2 separate regions of the Homo sapiens genome follow, and region 2 is linked to region 1. Evidence: chromatin loops called from intact Hi-C (ENCODE). Cell type or tissue: transverse colon. All regions are shown on one strand. Links, peaks and the distances in the headings refer to the core of each region. The heading gives the core; the rest is flanking DNA. Region 1 overlaps MISP (mitotic spindle positioning). Region 2 holds the start of ELANE (elastase, neutrophil expressed).

Region 1 (16,573 bases), core at 5,968-10,967:
GCCCAGGCTGGAGTGGAGTGGCTTGACCTCGGCTCACTGCAACTTCCGCCTTTCAGGTTCAAGCGATTCTCCTGCCTCAGCCTCCCAAGTTGCTGGGATTACAGGCACCCACCACCATGCCCAGCTAATTTTTGTATTTTTAGCAGAGATGGGGTTTCACCATGTTGGCCAGGATGGTCTCGAACTCCTGACCTCAGGTAATCCTCCCGCCTCCACCTCCCAAAGTGCTGGGATTACAGGTGTGAGCCACCGCACCCAGCCAAAGGCACTTTCTTTGAGGAAGGTATGCATCTGAGACTATTCAAGCCAAGCCCCCTCAGTCGGTTTATGGCACACGTGTGTGGCCCTCCTTTTTATTTTTATTTTTTTTTATTTTTACTTTTTTGAGACAGGCTCTCACTCTGTCACCCAGGCTGGAGTGCTATGATGTGGTCCCAGCTCACTGCAACCTTGACCTCCTGGGCTCAAGCAATCCTCCCACCTCAGCCTCCCAAGTAGGAACATAGGAATGTGCCACTGCACCCAGATAGTTTATTTTTATTTATTTATTTATTTATTTTTGTACAGGCAGAGTCTCACTAGGTTGCCCAGGCTGGTCTCGAATTCCTGCATTCAAGGGATCCTCCCACCTCAGCACACCAAATTTCTGGGATTATAGGCATGAGCCACTATCGCCTGACCCCTCTTTGAGCTGAATCCGAAATGCCAAATACATTGGACAGGCACGGTGGCTCACGCCTGTAATCTCAGCACTTTGGGAGGCCGAGGCGGGAGGATCATGAGGTCAGGAGATCGAGACCATGGTGAAACCCCATCTCTACTAAAAATACAAAAAATTAGCCAGGCGCCGTAGCGGGCCTCTGTAGTCCCAGCTACTCAGGAGGCTGAGGCAGGAGAATGGTGTGAACCTGGGAGGCAGAGCTTGCAGTGAGCCAAGATCGCGCCACTGCAGTCCAGCCTGGGCAACAAAGTGAGACTCCATCTCAAAAACAAACAAAAAAGCCAAATACAGACATTTTTCCTGCCCTGGAGCTCAGCATGAGTTAGCATATTCTTTGATCATATTACTAGGAGTAGAGGGTCTGAAACAGAGGAGGGGATCCTACTTTACCCCCGTTCTAGGCCTCTCTAATGAATTGGCAGTTGGAGGAGACATCTTGGGGGTGTGGTAGGACCTGGATCGGGGGAATTCATGCCTCCTTTTTGCAGGTCCTGGAAGCCATACGGGTGACCCGTCACAAGAACGCCATGGCAGAGCGCTGGGAATCCCGCATCTACGCCAGTGAGGAGGATGACTGAGCCTCGGGATGGGGCGCCCACCCCCTGCCCTGCCCTGACCCTCGTGGGAACTGCCAAGACCATCGCCAAGCCCCCACCCTAGGAAATGGGTCCTAGGTCCAGGATCCAAGAACCACAGCTCATCTGCCAACAATCCCACCATGGGCACATTTGGGACTGTTGGGTTTTTCGTTTCCGTTTCTATCTTCCTTTAGAAATGTTTCTGCCTTTGGGGTCTAAAGCTTTTGGGGATGAAATGGGACCCCTGCTGATTCTTTCTGCTTCTAAGACTTTGCCAAATGCCCTGGGTCTAAGAAAGAAAGAGACCCGCTCCTCCACTTTCAGGTGTAATTTGCTTCCGCTAGTCTGAGGGCAGAGGGACCGGTCAAAGAGGGTGGCACAGATCGCAGCACCTTGAGGGGCTGCGGGTCTGAGGGAGGAGACACTCAGCTCCTCCCTCTGAGAAGTCCCAAGCTGAGAGGGGAGACCTGCCCCTTTCCAACCCTGGGAAACCATCCAGTCTGAGGGAGGAGGCCAAACTCCCAGTGCTGGGGGTCCCTGTGCAGCCCTCAAACCCTTCACCTTGGTGCACCCAGCCACACCTGGTGGACACAAAGCTCTCACATCGATAGGATCCCATGAGGATGGTCCCCTTCACCTGGGAGAAAAGTGACCCAGTTTAGGAGCTGGAGGGGGGTCTTTGTCCCCCACCCCCAAACTGCCCTGAAATAAACCTGGAGTGAGCTGCCTGCCTTGGTCCCTGCCTGGTCCGGACAAAGTCCCCTGGGCCTCCACTCTCTGTTTCATTTTCTTGGCGACATTAGGTTCCACCCCGCTAGGCCGTGAGCCTGTGGGGCTGTCAGGTTCCCATGGGGGGGTTGCCAGCATCTGCATGCAGTAGGTGCTTAGCTGATGCTTGTTGAGTGACTGACAATTGATCATGGAGAGGCACCTTCAGCAACACCAGGCCCGGGGCCCAACCTCACCAGCCCGGCTCCTCCAGCCCCGTCTCACCACGTCCATCGCAGTACCCAGGGTGCTTATTAAGCATTTGCTGAATCCCTCACCACTCTGGTCTCAGAGGAGGCCGGAGGGTCATTAATTCGGCTCCGCATGTATACCAGGCTCACATCCAGGGAAGCCAGATCCTACTGGTCAGAGGCGTGGGCGCTGGACCCAAGTCCTGGCTCTGCTGCCTGCTGTGTGGCCTTGGGTGGGGGGGGGTCCTCTCACTGCCCCATGCCTCAGTTTCCCTCTGACACACAGGGATAACGATAGGACCAGGCTCCCGGGCAGTAGGAGTTAATTTACGTAAAGCTCTCGGCACATGGGGACCATTGACGTTGGATTCAGTGCCTGATGGCAGGGGCGTGTCCTCAGACACCCCCCAAAGCAGGCCTCGGCCCCCAGGCTCCCCCAACCCTGCTGGGAGCAGCGGGTGTTAATTACACCTAGGCCAGTGTCTCCTCCTTGGCTGCTCAGTGTCCGCTGCGCTGCCTCAGGGAAAACCGCGCAGCCACGCCGGGCCCAGGCAGGCAGATGTGGAACCGAAATAGCTGGGCAGTGGGGGCTGTGGGGACCCTGGGGAGGCGGGGGAAGGGGGCTGAGGGGCTACATCTGGGCAGAGCAGAGACTGAGGGAGGAGGGAGAGCCCCTGTCTTCAGGGAGACCCCAGTCTGATGGAGGAGGCATCTGCCTTCACAGAGATCCCAGGCTGATGGAGGAGGCCCCTGCCCCCAGGGAGACCCCAGTCTGACGGAGGAGGCATCTACCCACAGAGGGGCCACAGTCTGACGGAGGAGGCCTCTGCCCTCAGGGAGACCCTATCTGATGGAGGAGGCATCTGCCCTCGGGGGACCCCAGTCTGATGGAGGAGGCAGGTTATGTGACCATAGAGGGAGGCTCAGTGGCCATAGTTGGTGACTTCTTTCATGTCGGGGCAATTCTATTCCAACCCCAAGAACCAAACGTGGGGCCTGCGGGAAGGGAGGGCCTCACACACAGTCCTGGGTGAGTCCCATCAGTTTCTCCACTGTCTGCCACCCCATCTTCCCCCGATGCCCCATGTTCTGTCCCTCTGTCCCTGTGCTCTGAGGATGTGTGAGCCTCCACTGGCTACTATAACAAATCACCACCCACCTAATGACTTAAAACAGCAGACATGGTTGGGCGCAGTGGCTCACGCCTGTAATCCCAACACTTTGGGAGGCCGAGGCGGGCAGATCACCTGAGGTCAGGAGTTCGAGACCAGCTTGACCAACATGGTGAAAGTCCGTCTCTACTAAAAATACAAAAAATTAGCTGGGCCTGGTGGCAAATGCCAGTAATCCCAGCTACTTGGGAGGCTGAGGCAGGAGAATCACTTGAACTGGGGAGGTGGAGATTGCAGTGAGCCAAGATCGTGCTATTGCACTCCAGCCTGGGTGACAGAGTGAGACTCTGTCTCAAAAAAAAAAGGCAATCTCTCCCTGTCTCTCTCAGGCTCACCTTCCTGCCTCCTCTCGTGAGGGCCCTATGAGGACACTGGGCCTCCATGTCACCCAGGATGTTCTCCTGTCTCACGGTCCATTACTCAGTCCCATCTGCAGGTGCTTCTGCCACGAGAGGTGACACGGCCACAGGTCCCGGGGATTAGGAAAGGGATGTCTTTGGGGCCATTGTTCTGCCCACCAGAGGATCTCGACATCCCCCTTCTCCGTGACTCTTCAGTCACCTCTGCTCAGGGCCGGCCAGGACTGTTGCACAGGCTGTGCCCTGCACAAGCCCCCTGCCAAGACCAAAGGGCAAGGCTCTGTGTGCGGCCAGGGTCCCCGTCTTCAGTGTCCCTGGCCCTGGCTGTGGCCTGTTGCCAGACACCGCGTCACCAAGGGGTGCATTATTCCCACATCATCCCAGTTGGACGGTCACCTCACCCTGCCCATCGTCCTGCCAGCAAGATGGTCCCACAGCGGCCTCAGTTCTCAGAGGCTCGGCAGGGTCTCCCCTGACCCCGTAATGCCCCTCACTGCCCCTGGGCGCTGGGTTCAAGAAGAACCGCCTGCTTCGTTGCAGGAAGTGATGTCCACCCCCAACTCTGGATCGGAAGCCACGATCTATCCTCCAGACCCAACACCAGGTCCCCAGCCCTTTATCTCTCCTGTCTGTCTGTCCATTTCTGGTGTTCAGGCCTCTCTCTCCACGTCTATCTCCCTGTTTCTGTCCCTCCTGACCTCTCTCTTTTTCCATGATTTTTGCTTTCCTCCCTCCCCGTCTCATCCTAAATTTGTTTTTTTGTATTTTGTTTTTTTTTTGAGACGAAGTCTCGCTCTGTCGCCCAGGCTGGAGTGCAGTGACGCCATCTCAGCTCACTGCAAGCTCCGCCTCCCGGGTTCAAGGGATTCTCCCACCTCAGCCTCCCGAGTAGCTGGGATTACAGGTGCCCGCCACCACGCCCGGCTAATTTTTGTATTTTTAGTAGAGACGGGGTTTCTCCATGTTGGGCAGGCTGGTCTCAAACCCCTGACCTCAGGTGATCCGCCCGCCTCGGCCTCCCAAATTACTGGGATTATGGGCGTGAGCCACCACGCCCGGCCCTCATCCTAAATTCTTAAAACCTGCTCTCCTCTCAGCCATGATTTTCTTTGTCCTGTGCCATAAAGAATTCTCAGAAGCAGGATGCAGCTTCTGCTGCTCAAGGGTGAGCCCAGCCAGTGGGATCTGGTGTCGCTGCCCGCAGACCCCTCAGTCAAGAGCGGGGTGGGGGGCAGCAGGAGCTACAGTAACAGCCCGGATGGTCCTGCTCCTGAAGGCACCCCACCCTGCTGTCCAGAGGAGAGACCGAGGCTCAGACATTTGAGCCCCACATAACCCAGCCTGCCACACACCGCAGACTCCAACAGTGTAGCCCCTGTACCCCAGAAGTCACTTCAGCAAATCACTCAGGGCTCCACCTCACATCTGTCCCCAAGTCCTTGGGGACTTGCTCACTCAGCAGAAGACCAAGAGAAGCCAGATGCAGTGGCTCACACCTGTAATCCCAACACTTTGGGAGGCTGAAGCGGGCGGATCACCTGAGGTCAGGAGTTTGAGACCAGCCTGGCCAACATGGTGAAACCCCGTCTCTACTAAAAATACAAAAAATAGTCAGGTGTGGTGGTGGGCGCCTGTAATCCCAGCTACCCGGGAGGCCGAGGCAGGAGAATCCTTTGAACCCAGGAGGTGGAGGTTGCACTGAGCCAAGATTGTGCCACTGCACTCCGGCCTGGGCGACAGAACAAGGCTCCGTCCTAAAGAATTAATTAATTAATTTAAAAATAAAAAGAAAATGTGCACTTTCATCTTGTATTATTCTGTCCTTTTGTTTGTTTGAGATAAAGTTTCGCTCCATTTGCCCAGGCTGGAGTGCGTGATCTCGGCTCACCGAAACCTCTGCCTCCTGAATTCCAGTGATTCTCCTGCCTCAGCCTCTCGAGTAGCTGGGATTACAGGCCCACGCCCCCACCATACCCAGCTAATTTTGTACTTTTAGTAGAGACAGGGTTTCTCCATATTGGCCAGGCTGGTCTCGAACTCCTGACTCCAGGTGATCCACTTGCCTCAGCCTCCCAAAGTGCTGGGATTACAGGCGTGAGCCACCTCGCCCGGCCTATTCTGTCCTGTTTTTTTAAGATTTAGTTTGCCGGGCACAGTCACTCACACCTGTAATCCCACCATTTTGGGAGGCCGAGGCGGGCGGATCACAAGGTCAGGAGATCGAGACCAGCCTGGCCAATGTGGTGAAACCCTGTCTCTACTAAAAATACAAAAATTAGCCGGGCGCAGTGGTGCGCACCTGTAATCCCAATTACTCGGGAGGCTGAGGCAGGAGAATCGCTTGAACCCGAGAGGCGGAGGTTGCAGTGAGCCAAGATCGCGCCACGGCACTCCAGCCTGGGCGACAGAGCAAGACTGTGCTCAAAAAAAAAGATTTAGTTTAATTCCTGTAATGAGTCAGCCCCTTGGAAAATCAGACAGAATTCTGCCTGCTGAGCAGACACATTCCAGAAGTTACTCTGTGAGAGGTTTAGACGAATTCCTAGTGAAATTTCCAGGGGCGGGAGAGCGTGTCTGGAAGGTCTGCGGACATCACAGCAATCACAGAGGCCTTTGGGGCGGGCAAAACTGTCCGCTGGCGCTCGCTGCTAGCAGGAGGGAGTTCATATTCTTTCCTGGTTTCCTCCTGGCTCAGTGTATCATGATATGCCAGGGAAAGGAGGAGAATTCTCTTTTTTGTTTGTTTGGTTTTTTGAGACAGAGTCTCACGCTGTTGCCCAGGCTGGAGTGCAGCGGCGCAATCTCAGCTCACCACAACCTCTGCCTCCTGGGTTCAAGCGATTCTCCTGCCTCAACCCCCGGAGTAACTGGGATTACAGGCACCCACCACCACGCCTGGCTAATTTTTGTATTTTTAGTAGAGACGGGGTTTCTCCATGTTGGGCAGGATGGTCTGGAACTCCAGACCTCAGATGATCCACCCGCCTCAGCCTCCCAAAGTGCTGGGGTTACAGGCGTGAGACACTGCACCTGGCCTCAACTCCATTTTAATTAACCCTGCAGGGGCCAGGCATGGTAGCTCATGCCTGTAATCCTGGCATTTTGGGAAGCTGAGGCAGGAGGTGGATCACCTGAGGTCAGGAGTTTGAGACCAGCGTGACCAACATGGTGAAACCCTGTCTCTAGGAAATACAAAAAATTAGCTGGGCGTGGTGGCAGGTGTCTGTAATCCCAGCTACTCGGGAGGCTGAGGCAGGAGAATCACTTGAACCCAGGAGGCAAAGATCGTGGTAAGCCGAGATCGCACCATTGCACTCCAGGCTGGGCAACAAGAGCGAGACTCCATCTCAAAAAATAAAAATAAATAAATAAAAAATAAATAAAAATAAAAAAAATTAGCCAGGCGTGGTAGCGCGTGCCTAGTCCCAGCTACTCAGGAGGCTGAGACACGAGAATCACTTAAACCCGGGAGATGGAGGTTGCAGTGAGCTGAGATCGCGCCACTACACTCCGGCCTGGGCAACAGAGCAAGACTTCGTCTCAAAAATAAATAAATAAATAAATAAATAAAATAAAGAGATTTAGGAGAGGACACAAGCAAACATAACTCAGACTGACTTTGGCAAAACTAGGCTTTATGGGTTCCCGTAACTGAAACATCAATGTAGGGCCAGCTTCAGGCTCAGCTGGTTCCAGGTGCCACACAGCATCCTCAGGTTCCTTCGGTGTTGGGAGCTCAGGCTCCAAGCCCAGGACAGATTCCCAGCTCTGCCACATGCCCCTGAGGGACCCTGGGCAAGGCCTACCCCTCTCCCAGCCTCAGTGTCCTTATCTGTAAGTGAAGTCGCCACATTGACATCCCTGCCCTGGGGGACGTCATGAGGGTCACCGGGCACCTGGTGAAAATCAGTGAGGAATAAGAATGAATGTTGAGGCCAGGTGCGGTGGCTCACGCCTGTAATCCCAGCACTCTGGGAGGCCGAGGCGGGCGGATCACGAGGTCAGGAGATCAAGACCATCCTGGCTAACATGGTGAAACTCCGTCTCTACTAAAAATACAAACAATTAGCCGGGCGTGGTGGTGGGCGCCTGTAATCCCAGCTACTCGGGAGGCTGACGCAGGAGAGTGGGGTGAACCCAGGAGGTGGAGCTTGCAGTGAGCCGAGATCGCGCCACTGCACTCCAGCCTGGGCGACAGAGCGAGACTCCGTCTCAAAAAAAAAAAAAAAAAAAAAAAAGAATGAATGTTGGTTCTGACCAAGTAAATTAACGAATTGTCACCAGACAATGACTTCCATGTGACTTTCTGGTGTGAGCCGGAGAGGAGCCGATGCACGCTGCCACCAGAGGGCGGCAAACACCAAGGATGCAGCCGCGGCCCTCGCCCCGCCAGGGAGAAAACGCACCTGCCGCCACTCTCACCTTCTCATTCCCGTAACCGGATGGTGTTTGCTTAGTGCTCCTTGAAAGCCTGGACAGGGCCGGGCGCGGTGGCTCACGCCTGTAATCCCAGCACTTCGGGAGGCCAAGACGGGTGGATCACTTGAGGTCAGGAGTTCAAGACCAGCCTGGCCAACGTGGCAAAACCCCGTCTCTACTTAAAAAAAAAAAAAAAAATAGCCGGGTGTGATGGCGTTCACCTGTAATCCCAGCTACTCAGGAAGCTGAGGCAGGAGAATTGCTTGAACCTGGGAGGTGGAGGTTGCAGTGAGCTGAGATTGAGCCATTGCACTCCAGCCTGGGTGACAGAGGAAGACTCCATCTAAAAAAAAAAATTATTTGTAGAGATGACAGAGTGAGACTCCATCTAAAAAAAAATTATTTGTAGAGATGGGGTTCTCACCATGTTTCCCAAGCTGGTCTTGAACTCCTCAAGTGATCCTCCTGCCTCATCCCCACAAAGTGCTGGGATTACTGGTGTGAGCCATCGAGCCCAGCCCTGACCAACTATTTAGAGGTTGAAAACAGAGCCCGCAGGGCCGGGCGCGGTGGCTCACACCTGTAATCCCAGCACTTTGGGAGGCCGAGGCCCTCGGATCACGAGGTCAGGAGATTGAGACCATCCTGGCTAACAAGGTGAAACCCTGTCTCTACTAAAAATACAAAAAAATTAGCCGGGTGTGGTGGGGGGCACCTGTAGTCCCAGCTACTCAGGAGGCTGAGGCAGGAGAATCACTTGAACCTGGGAGGAGGCGGAGCTTGCAGTGAGCCGAGATCGAGCCACTGCACTCCAGCCTGGGCGACAGAGTGAGACTCCGTCTCAAAAATAAAAATAAAAATAAATAAATAAAATTAGCCGGAAGTGGCCGAGTGCGGTGGCTCTTCCACAGCAGCCAGAGGGCGCCTGTGAGGCTGACTGGGGGTGTCCCTGCTCTGCCCACAGCCCTCCATGGCTCCCATTTCCCTCTGGGTAGAAGCCCAAGTCCTCCGTGCAGCCCACAAGGCTCTGCCCAGTCCCCTCTCTCCTCTCCCTCCTCTGTCTACTCTCCCTCCTCCCTGTCTCCCCCTCCTCCTCTGCCCAGTCCCCTCTCTCCTCTCCCTCCTCCCTCTCTCCTCTCCCTCCTCCCTCCCTATCTCCCCCTCCTCCTCTACCCAGTCCCCTCTCTCCTCTCCCTCCTCCCTATCTCCCCCTCCTCCTCTACCCAGTCCCCTCTCTCCTCTCCCTCCTCCCTTTCTCCCCCTCCTCCTCTACCCAGTCCCCTCTCTCCTCTCCCTCCTCCCTGTCTCCCCCTCCTCCTCTGCCCAGTCCCCTCTCCTCTCCTTCCTCCCTGTCTCCCCCTCCCTCCTCCCTGTCTCCCCCTCCTCCTCTGCCCAGTCCCCTCTCTCCTCTCCCTCCTCCCTGTCTCTCCCTCCTCCTCTGCCCAGTCCCCTCTCCTCTCCTTCCTCCCTGTCTCCCCCTCCCTCCTCCCTGTCTCCCCCTCCTCCTCTGCCCAGTCCCCTCTCTCCTCTCCCTCTTCCCTGTCTCCCCCTCTGCCCAGTCCCCTCTCTCCTCTCCCTCCTCCCTGTCTCCCCCTCCTCTGCCCAGTCCCCTCTCTACTCTCCCTCCTCCCTGTCTCCCCCCTTCCTCTGCTCCAGCCACACGGGCCTCCTCCCTGTTCCTCCAACTTGCCAGGCGGGGTCCTGCCCCAGGGCCTTTGCCTCCCCAGGTGAGGTCCGGCCCCAGGGCCTTTGCACGGCCATGTCCTCTGCCTGGTTTCCCTTCCCTAGGTACCCACTGGGTTCATTTCTTCACTTCTTTCAAGGCTTTGGTGAACGCTCCCCTCATCACACAGCTGTTGCTCAGTAAATATGGCAGAATAAATAGCTGGGCAGGGCTCAGTGGCTCATGCCTGTGATCCTAGCACTTCTGGAGGCTGAGGCAGGAGGCTCACTTGAGCTCAGGAGTTGGAGACTAGCCTGGCCAACGTAGAGAGACTCCATCTCTACTTAGGGTGACCAGGGGAGAGAACAAAATCATGGGCTCATTTTTTTTTTTTTTTTGAAATGGAGTCTTGCTCTGTCGCACAGGCTAGAGTGCAGTGGTGAGATCTCGGCTCACTGCAACCTCCACCTCCTGGGTTCAAGCAATTCTCCTGCTTCAGCCTCCTGAGTAGCTGGGATTACAGGCACATGCCACCACACCCGGCTAATTTTGTATTTTTAGTAGAGACAGAGTTTCGCCATGTTGGCCAGGGTGGTCTCGAACTCCTGACTGCAGGTGATCTGCCCGCCTCACCCTCCCAAAGTGCTGGGATTACAGGTGTGAGTCACTGCACCCAGCAAAAAATGTTTATTATTCCCATTTCACAGACCAGCAAACTGAGGCCCAGAGGGAGCCGCCTGAGGAAACTGGATTGCGCAGCTGATGGAGTCTCAACCAGAGAAGGGGCCCGTGGGGCCTAGATTCAGACTTCCGGCTGTGCAGGCAAGCAGGAGGGCCCCCCAGTCAGGGTCCCCAGGACACCAACCCCAAGCCAAATGAGGCCACCAGAGGCTGTGCCCAGCCCCAGTCCCGCACGGGGCAGGTGTGGAGCAAATGCTGGCGGGATAGAGGGATGGAGAAGGGGGCTGCCTGGGAGTGAGGGGCTGGGTGCCCCACCCACCTGGCCTCAGCCTCCTGCCCTATCCGAGAACAGAGCTCTGGTTTCCTGCCCGGCAGCCCGTGAGGAGCAGCGAGGCATGGCCAGCTGGGGGCCGGACAGTCCTGAAGAGCTTGAGGACTGGCTCCTGGCTCCTAAAGCATAGCGCCGGCTCTGGGGATCTGCCAGGGAGAGACCAGCTCCAGGGCCCCTGGATGCAGGTTAGAGCTCAGGCTGTCCCCTGATGGCCTCGGTGCTATGGGTGAGTTTCTCCACCTCTCTGTGCTCAGCCTCTCACCGGAGAGGGGGTGGGTGATCCTGGCCTGAGTAGGTGACCAAGGCATCCTCCTCTGTGGCTGGTATTTCCCAACACCCTCAATAAATTCACAGGTGGCTCAGGCCTGTAATCCCAGCACTTTGGGAGGCCAAGGCAGGCAGATCACCTGAGGTGAGCAGTTTGAGACCAGCCTGGCCAACATGGTGAAACCTTGTCTCTACTAAAAATACAAAAATTAGGGCCGGGTGCCATGGCACATGCCTGTAGTCCCAGCTACTCGGGAGGCTGAGGCAGGAGAATCGCTTGAACCCGGGAGGCGGAGGTTGCAGTGAGCCAAGATTGTACCACTTCACTCCAGCCTCAGCAATAAGAGCAAAACTCCATCTCAAAACAAAATAAAAAATAAGGGCGCAGTGGCTCATGCCTGTAATCCCAACACTTTGGGAGGCCAAGGCAGGCGGATCACAAGGTCAGGAGATTGAGACCATCCTGACCAACATGGTGAAACCTCGTCTCTACTAAAATACAAAAAATTAGCTGGGCATGGTGACGGGCGCCTGTAATCCCAGCTACTCAGGAGGCTGAGGCAGGGGAATCGCTTGAACCTGGGAGGCAGAGGTTGCAGTGAGCCGAGATCCTGCCACTGCACTCCAGCCTGGGTGACAGAGCGAGACTCCATCTCAAAAAAAAAAAAAAAAACAAAAACAAATTGGTTTGTTTATTTTCCTGTTGATTTGTGGGAGTTCTTTATATATTCTGGACCTGAGTCCTTGATTACATTATGCACTGCTAGCTAGTACCTTCTCCCAGTCTGGCACTTTCCTTTTGAGTCTTCTTCTTTTTTTTTTTTTTTTTTTTTTTTTCTGAGGCGCCTGCCACCACACCCGGCTAATTTTTGTATTTTTAGTAGATACGGGGTTTCACCATGTTGGCCAGGCTGGTCTTGAACTCCTGACCTCATGATCCACCCGCCTCGGCCTCCCAAAGTGCTGGGATTACAGGCATGAGCCACAGTGCCTGGCCCCTTTTGAGTCTCTTAATGGTGTCTTTGGACAAACTCATTTGTTCAAAATAAAATGCAATTTTTTTTTTTTTAGATGGAGTCTCACTCTATCACCCAGGTTAGAATGCAGTGGGACAATCTCTCCCAGGCTCAAGCGTCTCTTCTGCCTCGGCCTCCTGAGTAGCTGGGATTACAGGTGGGTGCCACCACGCCCAGCTAATTTTGTGTATGTTTAGTAGAGACCAGGTTTCACCATGTTGGCCAGGCTGGTCTTGAACTCCTAACTTCGAGATCCGCCTGCCTTGGCATCCCAAAGTTCTGGGATTACAGGCATGAGCCACTGTGCCTGGCCATGTTAGGATATTTCTTTTTTTCTTTTCTTTTCTTTTCTTTTTTTTTTTTTTTGAGAGTCTCGCTCTGTCACCCAGGCTGGAGTGCAGCGGAGCCATCTCGGCTCACTACAAGCTCCGCCTCCCAGGTTCATGCCATCTCCTGCCTCAGCCTCCCAAGTAGCTGGAATTACAGGTGCCCACCACCACGCCCAGCTAATTTTTTGTATTTTTAGTAGAGACGGGGTTTCACCGTGTTACCCAGGATGGTCTTGATCTCCTGACCTCATGATCCGCCCGCCTTGGTCCCCTAAAGTGCTGGGATTACAGGCGTGAGCCACCGCGCCCGGCCCATGTTAGGATATTTCTGAGCAAATCTGAGGGTTTGGCCTGGAACCCTCAATTTGAGGTTGCAAACCCTGTTTCCTGCTAAGCCAGACAGATGGTGCTGGAGATGGGGAGGCCATGGTTTATGTTTTGTCCACTCTGGGTGCTGCCTGGACAGGTGACTCATGCATGTGGCGGAGCAGTCCAGAGTGAGGACTGTACCCCTACAGACACTCCCCCAGACCATGCTGGTGGCCTGAGCTGGGGGCTGCCCAAGTCCCCTCCCCGGGATCCACTTCTGGGGCCTCCCAAGCCTTCCCTGGGGTCAGTGAGTGCTGGAAGGGCAGCCAGCAGTGTGTGTCCACGGGGGGGGGCGGGTCACCACTTATCTGGGCATTAAATATTTGGGGGGGTCTCAAAATAATGGAAAACAGGGGGCCAGAAGTGGTGGCTCATGCCTGTAATCCCAACACTTTGGGAGGCCGCAGTGGGAAGATCGCCTGAGGTAAGGAGTTCAAGATCAGCCTGGGAAACATAGCAAAACCCTGTAATGAAAAACCCAAAAATTAGCCCGGCGTGGTGGCAGGTGCCTGTGATCCCAGCTACTCGGGAGGCCGAGGCGGGAGGACTGTTTGAGCCCAGGAGGTTGAGGCTGCAGTGAGCTATGATTGCACCACTGCTCTCCAGCCTGGACAACAGAACGACCCACTTTCTCAAATAAATAAATAAATAAATACGCTGAGGCCAGGCGCGGTGGCTCACGCCTGTCATCCCAGCACTTTGGGAGGCCGAGGTGGGCGGATCACGAGGTCAGGAGATTGAGACCATCCTGGCTAACATGGTGAAACCCCCGTCTCTACTAAAAATACAAAAATTAGCCAGGCGTGGTTGCGGGCACCTGTAGTCCCAGCTACTCGGGAGGCTGAGGCTGGAGAATCTCTTGAACCCGGGAGGCTAAGGTTGCAGTGAGCCCGAGATCACACCACTGCACTCCAGCCTGGGTGACAGAGTGAGACTCTGCCTCAAAATAAATAAATAAATAAATATTAAAATAAATAGGGCCGGGCACGGTGGCTCACACCTGTAATCCCGGCACTTTGGGAGGCTGAGGCAGGTGGATCACGAGGTCAGGAGATCGAGACCATCCTGGCTAACATGGTGAAACCCCGTCTCTACTAAAAATACAAAAAATTAGCCAGGCGTGGTGGCGGGCGCCTGTAGTCCCAGCTACTCGGGAGGCTGAGGCAGGAGAATGGTGTGAACCCGGGAGGCGGAGCTTGCAGTGAGCCGAGATCGCGCCACTGCCCTGCAGCCTGGGGGACACAGCGAGACTCCGTCTCAAAATAAATAAATAAATAAATAAATAAATAAAAATAAAATAAAATAAAATAAATTAATTAATTAAAATAGAGATGAGATCTGCCTCTGCCGCCCAGGCTGGAGTGCAGTGGCGTGATCATAGCTCACCGCAGCTTCCAACTCCCGGGCTCCAGCAATCACAGGACAAACCTCCCGCCCGGCCCTGCAGCCAGGTGCTCACACCAGCCCTATTTATAACAGGAATCCATGGAAATTTCTGGCCCCACCAAGCTGCTGTCATGAATAAGTCATCGTCCGGATCAATGATTCCACCCAGGGAGCATCTGCAAGTTTCCACCTCGTTCTCCCTGGGCCCCGGACAGCCTGGCTGGGACGTCAGAGCTACCAGTCAGGCTGCGGAAACAGCCTGGGGGTTCCTCTGTGACCAAACCATTCCACGCCGTGGTCTCTACCCAGAGAAAGGAAAACACAGGTCCATACGCGTGTTCGAGGCGGCATGATTCATAACGAACAAAAGGAGAAGACAGGCCGGGCGCAGTGCTTCATGCCTGTGATCCCAGCACTTTGGGAGGCCGAGGCGGGTGGATCACGAGGTCAGGAGATCGAGACCAGCCTGGCCAACATGGTCAAACCCCATCTCTACTAAAAATACAAAAGTTAGCCGGGCATGGTGGCAGGTGCCTGTAATCCCAGCTACTCGGGAGGCTGAAGCAGGAGAATTGCTCTAGCCAGAAGGGTGGAGGTTGCAGTGAGCCAAGATTGTGCTGCTGCACTCAGCCTGGGAGTCAGAGCGAGCAAGACTCCGTCTTTAAAAAAAAAAAAAAAAAGAAAAATTCAGCCGGGCGCGGTGGCTCACACCTGTAATCCCAGCACTTTGGGAGGCTGAGGCGGGTGGATCACAAGGTCAGGAGTTCGAGACCATCCTGGCTAACACGGTGAAACCCCGTCTCTACTAAAAATACAAAAACTTAGCCAGTCGTGGTGGCGGGTGCCTGTAGTCCCAGCTACTCGGGAGGCTGAGGCAGGAGAATGGCGTGAACCCAGGAGGCAGAGTTTGCAGTGAGCTGAGATTGCACCACTGCACTCCAGCCTGGGCAACAGAGCGAGACTCTGTCTCAAAAAAGTAAAAAAAAAATAAAATAGATGTATATAAAATATATAAATAAATATATATAAATATATATATAAATATATTTTTTCTTTTTTTTTTGGATGGAGTTTTGCTCTTGTAGCCCAGGCTGGGTGCAATGGCGTGATCTCGGCTCACTGCAACCTCTGTCTCTCGGGTTCAAGCAATTCTCCTGCCTCAGCCTCCCAAGTAGCTGGGACTACAGGCGCCCGCCACCACACCCAGCTAATTTTTATATTTTTAGTAGAGACGGGGTTTCACCGTGTTAGCCAGGATGGTCTCGATCTTCTGACCTTGTGATCCACCCTCCTCGACCTCCCAAAGTGCTGGGATTACAGGCGTGAGCCACCGCGCCCGGCCTATTTTTTAAAAGATTATGGATTTAGGGCACCTCCTCCCTTCTCCTTTTAGCCCCAGATAACATTCCATTCTCGATGTTTATCTGCTCGCCTGCCGAAGGACGTTTTGGTGGCTTCCAGGGCTGGGCTGTTATGAATAGCAGAGCTGCAGGCCGGGGGCGGTGGCTCACGCCTGTAATCCCAGCAGTTCAGGAGGCCAAGGTGGGAGGGTTGCTTGAGGCCAGGCAATCGAGACCAGCTTGGGCAACACAGCAAGACCCCAATCTCTAAAAAACATACAAAAATTAGCCAGGCATGATGGTGCACACCTGTGGTCCCAATGGTTCCAGCCACTCAGGAGGCTGAGGTGGGAGAATCACTTGAGCCCAGGAGGTCGAGGCTGCAGTGGGCTATGACTGCACCATTGCACCTCAGCCTGGACAGGAGGACAAGACCTTGTCTCAAAAAAAAATTTTTTTTTTGAGAGGGAGTCTCACTCTGTCACCCAGGGTAGAGTGCAATGGTGAGATCTCGGCTCACTGCAACCTCCACCTCCCGGGTTCAAGCGATCCTCCTGCTTCAGCCTCCAGGGTATCTGGGATTACAGGCGCCTGCCACCACGCCCAGCTAATTTTTGTATTTTTAGTAGAGATAGGGTTTTGCCATGTTGGCCAGGCTGGTCTCAAACTCCTGACCTCAAGTGATCTGCCTGCCTCAGCCTCTCAAAGTGCCGGGATTACAGGCGTGAGCCACCATGCCCAGCCAAAAAAAAATTTTTTTTTTAAATAATAAAATAGAGGCTGGGAGTGGTGGCTCACGCCTGTAATCCCAGCACTTTGGGATCACCTGAGGTCAAGAGTTCGAGACCATCCTGGCCAACATGGCAAAACCCTGTCTCTGCTAAAAACACAAAAATTAGCTGGGCGTGGTGGCTTGTGCCTGTAATCTCAGCTACTTGGGAGGCTGAGGCAGGAGAAGCGCTTGAACCCAGGAGCCGGAGGTT
Region 2 (5,014 bases), core at 15-5,014, 80 kb after region 1:
TTCCTAGAACTGTCCCTGCTGGCTCAGGGACTCCTTGAGGAAGGGGATGGGGATGGGGAAGCAGCCTGGGGGGCTTCCTGGAGGAGGTGGCAGTGCCAGAGCTGCATATCAAGGTGTGAACAGAAACATCCGAAGGGCTGCCAGGCAGGGGGCACAGTCCAGGCAGAGACCTGAGGGCTAGAGGCCAGGGGACGGGGAGGAGGGCAGGCAGGGGAGGGATGTGGGTGCAGGGGAGGGGTAATGGGGTTGGAGCGCTATTTCTCGTAGGAGGGGTAGGCAGGGCAGGAGTTCCCTGGTAGAAGCATGAGCAATGAACTGGGTGGGGGGGTGGCCAGAGGGGAGGTCCGAGGCGGGGAAGAGGTGGGACTCACAGTCCAGCTCAAAGACGGGCAAGTGGCCACTAGAAGGAGGCATTAGCCACAGAGAGGGGACGACCTGCTCCAGGACACGTGTAGAGAAGAAATGAAGCTCATTGCTGGTGTTTTTTTTTTCTTTTTAATATTTTTTTGAGACAGAGTCTCGCTCTGTCACCCAGGCTGGAGTGCAGTGGTGTGATCTCGGCTCACTGCAAGCTCCGCCACCCGGGTTGAAGCGATTCTCCTGCCTCAGCCTCCGGAGTAGCTGGGACTACAGGCACAGACCACCACGCCCAGTTAATTTTTATATTTTTAGTACAGACAGGGTTTCACCACGTTGTCCAGGCTGGTCTCGAACTCCTGACCTCAGGTGGTCCACCCGCCTCAGCTTCCCAAAGTGCTGGGTTTACAGGCGTGAGCCTACTTACTTATTTACAGCTGGCCTACTTATTTATTTTTGAGACAGGGTCTCACTCTGTCGCCCAGTCTGTAGTGCAGTGGTGCAATCTTGGCTTACCGCAGCCTCAACCTCCTGGGCTCAAGTGATCCTCCCACCTCAGCCTCCCGAGTAGCTGGGACTACAGGTGCCACCACACCCAGCTATTTTCTTAGTTTTTGTAGAGACGGGGTCTGGCTGTGTTGCCCAGGTGGGTCCTCAGTGACTCTTTACATATGAACACCTCCAGGTCACTGTAATCTTAGCAATCTCCTGGCCTCCCAGAAGACCCCACGTCCCCCTCGGAGTCTACACCCGCTGTGACCATAACACCCCTACCTTCCCTGCCACAGTTAATGGTGAACCAGCTCTCAAAGCAACACTTTCTTTTTTTTTTTTTTTTTTTTTTTTTTTTTGAGACGGAGTCTCGCTCTGTCGCCCAGGCTGGAGTGCAGTGGCATGATCTCGGCTCACTGCAACCTCCGCCTCCTAGGTTCAAGCAATTCTCCTGCCTCAGTCTCCCGAGTAGCCGGGATTACAGGCAGGTACCACCACGCCAGGCTAATTTTGTATTTTTGGTAGAGACGGGGTTTGTCCATGTTGGTCAGGCTGGAATTCCCAACCTCAGGTGATACACCCGCCTCAGCCTCCCAAAGTGTTGGGATTACAGGCCTGAGCCACCGCGCCCGGCCAGACAACACTTTCTTAGCTAAGAACTTTATGAACGTGAATTTATTTCATCCTCTTGACAGGTTTATGTGATGGATCCTACGATTATAATTTTACAGAGGAGGAAACTGAGTCACGGAGAGTTTATTTCAGGGGCCTGAAGTTACACAGTGGCCAAATGGCCACACCAGAACCAGGATATGAACCCAGCGTCGGCACACTTAATAATGACTGCACGTGAGAATGTAGTATACAGCTGGTGCTCAATAAATGCAGCTGACGCCAAGTCTGATCTCCGTGCTGGAGGCCAAGCCCCTTCCAAAGATACGGCGTCCCCCACCCCTGAAATCCCCCCACCCCCGACTTGAAACAGGGCTGTGTAGACAGTAGGCGCTTACTAAGTGCACTGTGGTGATGTTAAGGCAGCAAGGTGGGAACCCTGCCAAAAGGGGAGGGGAGAAGGCAGGGTAGTGTGTGTCTGATTAAGCTGAGGACAGGGCAGACATGGACTGAGCGCCTGCTGTGTGCCAGGCTCTGGGAGGGCAGGGCCATTGTCTCCCTAACCCGAGAGCCATGGGGGTCCACTTGCCTGTGGTCACGTCAGGACTCCAGCCTGGCCCAGGCTCTGCGTGTCCCCGGGTGCCCTCGCCCCGCCTATTCCTGGAGACAGGCCCGTTGGTTCCCTTCCCCTCCCCTTGTCCTGGAGCCAGGAGGACGTTGGTTCTTGCGACAGCCTTGGCCCGGCCGTTGCAGCTGGAACATCGTGGGGGAGATGGGAAGAGGAACGGGGCCCGGAGCCCGGGGCTGGGTCCTGGGAATCCCTTTCCCGCAGCTGGGACTCCAGCTCCCCTGCCAGTTCCTCCAGGCGGAAGCCCTCAGGCTTGGTCCTCACTCCAGCCTCCCGGCCTGGACAGGAATTCTCTCTCCAGCAGCCCTGCCAGATGCCCGCCCAGCCCCTGCCTCAGGCGGGGAGGGCTTCAGGGAAGCTCACCAAGGCAGAAGGGCGGGAGAGATTGTCAGAGCCCCAGCTGGTGTCCAGGGACTGACCGTGAGCCTGGGTGAAAGTGAGTTCCCCGTTGGAGGCAACAGACGAGGAGAGGATGGAAGGCCTGGCCCCCAAGAATGAGCCCTGAGGTTCAGGGAGCGGCTGGAGTGAGCCGGCCCCAGATCTCCGTCCAGCTGCGGGTCCCAGAGGCCTGGGTTACACTCGCAGCTCCTGGGGGAGGCCCTTGACGTGCCTCAGTTCCCAAACAGGAACCCTGGGAAGGACCAGAGAAGTGCCTATTGCGCAGTGAGTGCCCGACACAGCTGCATGTGGCCGGTATCACAGGGCCCTGGGTAAACTGAGGCAGGCGACACAGCTGCATGTGGCCGGTATCACAGGGCCCTGGGTAAACTGAGGCAGGCGACACAGCTGCATGTGGCCGGTATCACAGGGCCCTGGGTAAACTGAGGCAGGCGACACAGCTGCATGTGGCCGTATCACAGGGCCCTGGGTAAACTGAGGCAGGTGACACAGCTGCATGTGGCCGGTATCACGGGGCCCTGGATAAACAGAGGCAGGCGACACAGCTGCATGTGGCCGGTATCACGGGGCCCTGGGTAAACTGAGGCAGGCGAGGCCACCCCCATCAAGTCCCTCAGGTCTAGGTTTGGCAGGTTTGGCAAAAACACAGCAACGCTCGGTTAAATCTGAATTTCGGGTAAGTATATCCTGGGCCTCATTTGGAAGAGACTTAGATTAAAAAAAAAACGTCGAGACCAGCCCGGCCAACACGGTGAAACCCCGTCTCTACTAAAAATACAAAAAATTAGCCAGGCGCAGTGGCTCACGCCTGTGATCCCAGCACTCTGGGAGGCTGAGGCAGGCGGATCACCCGAGGTCAGATGTTCAAGACCAGCCTGGCCGACAGGGCGAAACACTGTCTCTACTACAAATACAAAAATTAGCCGGGAGTGGTGGCAGGTGCCTGTAATCTCAGCTATTCAGGAGGCTGAGGCAGGAGAATCACTTGAACCTGGGAGGCGGAGGTTGCCGTGAGCCGGGATCACGCCACCGCACTCCAGCCTGGGCGATAGAGCAAGACTCTGTCTCCAAAAAAATAAATTAAAAAACCCACATTGATTATCTGACATTTGAATGCGATTGTGCATCCTGAATTTTGTCTGGAGGCCCCACCCGAGCCAATCCAGCGTCTTGTCCCCCTTCTCCCCCTTTTCATCAACGCCCTGTGCCAGGGGAGAGGAAGTGGAGGGCGCTGGCCGGCCGTGGGGCAATGCAACGGCCTCCCAGCACAGGGCTATAAGAGGAGCCGGGCGGGCACGGAGGGGCAGAGACCCCGGAGCCCCAGCCCCACCATGACCCTCGGCCGCCGACTCGCGTGTCTTTTCCTCGCCTGTGTCCTGCCGGCCTTGCTGCTGGGGGGTGAGTTTTTGAGTCCAACCTCCCGCTGCTCCCTCTGTCCCGGGTTCTGTTCCCACCTCTCCATAGAGGGCCCCACCAGTGTGGGTCCCTCATCCTCACAGGGGAGGTGCCAGCTGGGACAAGGAGACCAGAAGAGACTGAGGTTCTGAGCGGTGAAGCCACCACCAGGAGCCCAGAGTTGGGGTTTGAAAACCGGGGAGGGGGGGGGGGTCGCAGGTCGCCCTCTGGGTTCAAGTCCAGGTCTGTCTGTGCCTTGGAGGGGCACCGTGGGGAGGTCCCTTTGCCTCTCCGTGCCTCAGTTTCCTCATCTGAACAACAGGGGTGCGAACGGCCCCGATCCCGTGGGTTCCCGGTGGGGGATCCCGTGGGTTCCCGGTGGGGGATCCCGTGGGTTCCTGGTGGGGGATCCAGAGGCCCCGTGGCCGGGAGGGGACAGGCTCCTTGGCAGGCACTCAGCACCCGCACCCGGTGTGTCCCCAGGCACCGCGCTGGCCTCGGAGATTGTGGGGGGCCGGCGAGCGCGGCCCCACGCGTGGCCCTTCATGGTGTCCCTGCAGCTGCGCGGAGGCCACTTCTGCGGCGCCACCCTGATTGCGCCCAACTTCGTCATGTCGGCCGCGCACTGCGTGGCGAATGTGTGAGTAGCCGGGAGTGTGCGCGCCCGGCTCGGACCCCGCGTCCCGGTCTGTGAGGTGGGTGGGGGGAGGCCGGGGCCGGGGCTGCTGGCGGGGGGGGGTCCGTCCAGGGCCCGCGGGGCCCCTCGAGCACCTTCGCCCTCAGGCCCGTCGCCGGATGGGGACGACAAGGCGCGGCTGAGCCCCGACCCCCGGGGCCGCCCCTGAGCCCCGCCTCTCCCTCCCCGGCAGAAACGTCCGCGCGGTGCGGGTGGTCCTGGGAGCCCATAACCTCTCGCGGCGGGAGCCCACCCGGCAGGTGTTCGCCGTGCAGCGCATCTTCGAAAACGGCTACGACCCCGTAAACTTGCTCAACGACATCGTGATTCTCCAGGTGCCGCCGGGCGGGGCGGGGGGCGCAGGGGCGGAGGCCAGAGGCCTGGGGAGGGTGGAGGCTGCGACGGAGGGGCGCGTCGGGGCCGCTCGTGGGGACCTGGGGTGGCATCGTGGGCTG

Evidence for each region. Peaks named below come from ENCODE experiments on the same cell type or tissue, not always from the same donor. Only the 100,000 strongest peaks of a DNase experiment are listed, where the experiment ranks them.
Region 2: it touches region 1 in a loop (2.1-fold over the local background); 42 of 110 quality-filtered maps call a loop at or near these places.

The regions. Positions count from the first base shown.
Region 1 is chr19:762,292-778,864 of GRCh38, forward strand. It overlaps MISP (mitotic spindle positioning), which reads left to right. Exons shown (of 5, transcript NM_173481.4): 5 at 1,210-2,027. The coding sequence ends at 1,299. Among named protein-coding and RNA genes, the nearest start is that of LINC01836, 12 kb to the right of the region's middle. RefSeq lists an enhancer at 16,432-16,573. In transverse colon, for the core only: CTCF peaks have their summits at 8,136 (motif pointing right), 8,335 and 9,118; a DNase peak (open chromatin) is centred at 8,190; H3K27me3 peaks cover 340 bases.
Region 2 is chr19:848,510-853,523 of GRCh38, forward strand. ELANE (elastase, neutrophil expressed) reads left to right here and starts at 3,794. Exons shown (of 5, transcript NM_001972.4): 1 at 3,794-3,886; 2 at 4,367-4,523; 3 at 4,753-4,894. The coding sequence starts at 3,820. RefSeq lists an enhancer at 2,316-3,028. In transverse colon, for the core only: no CTCF peak of the experiment used is centred there; a DNase peak (open chromatin) is centred at 2,222; H3K27ac peaks cover 1,587 bases; H3K27me3 peaks cover 4,794 bases.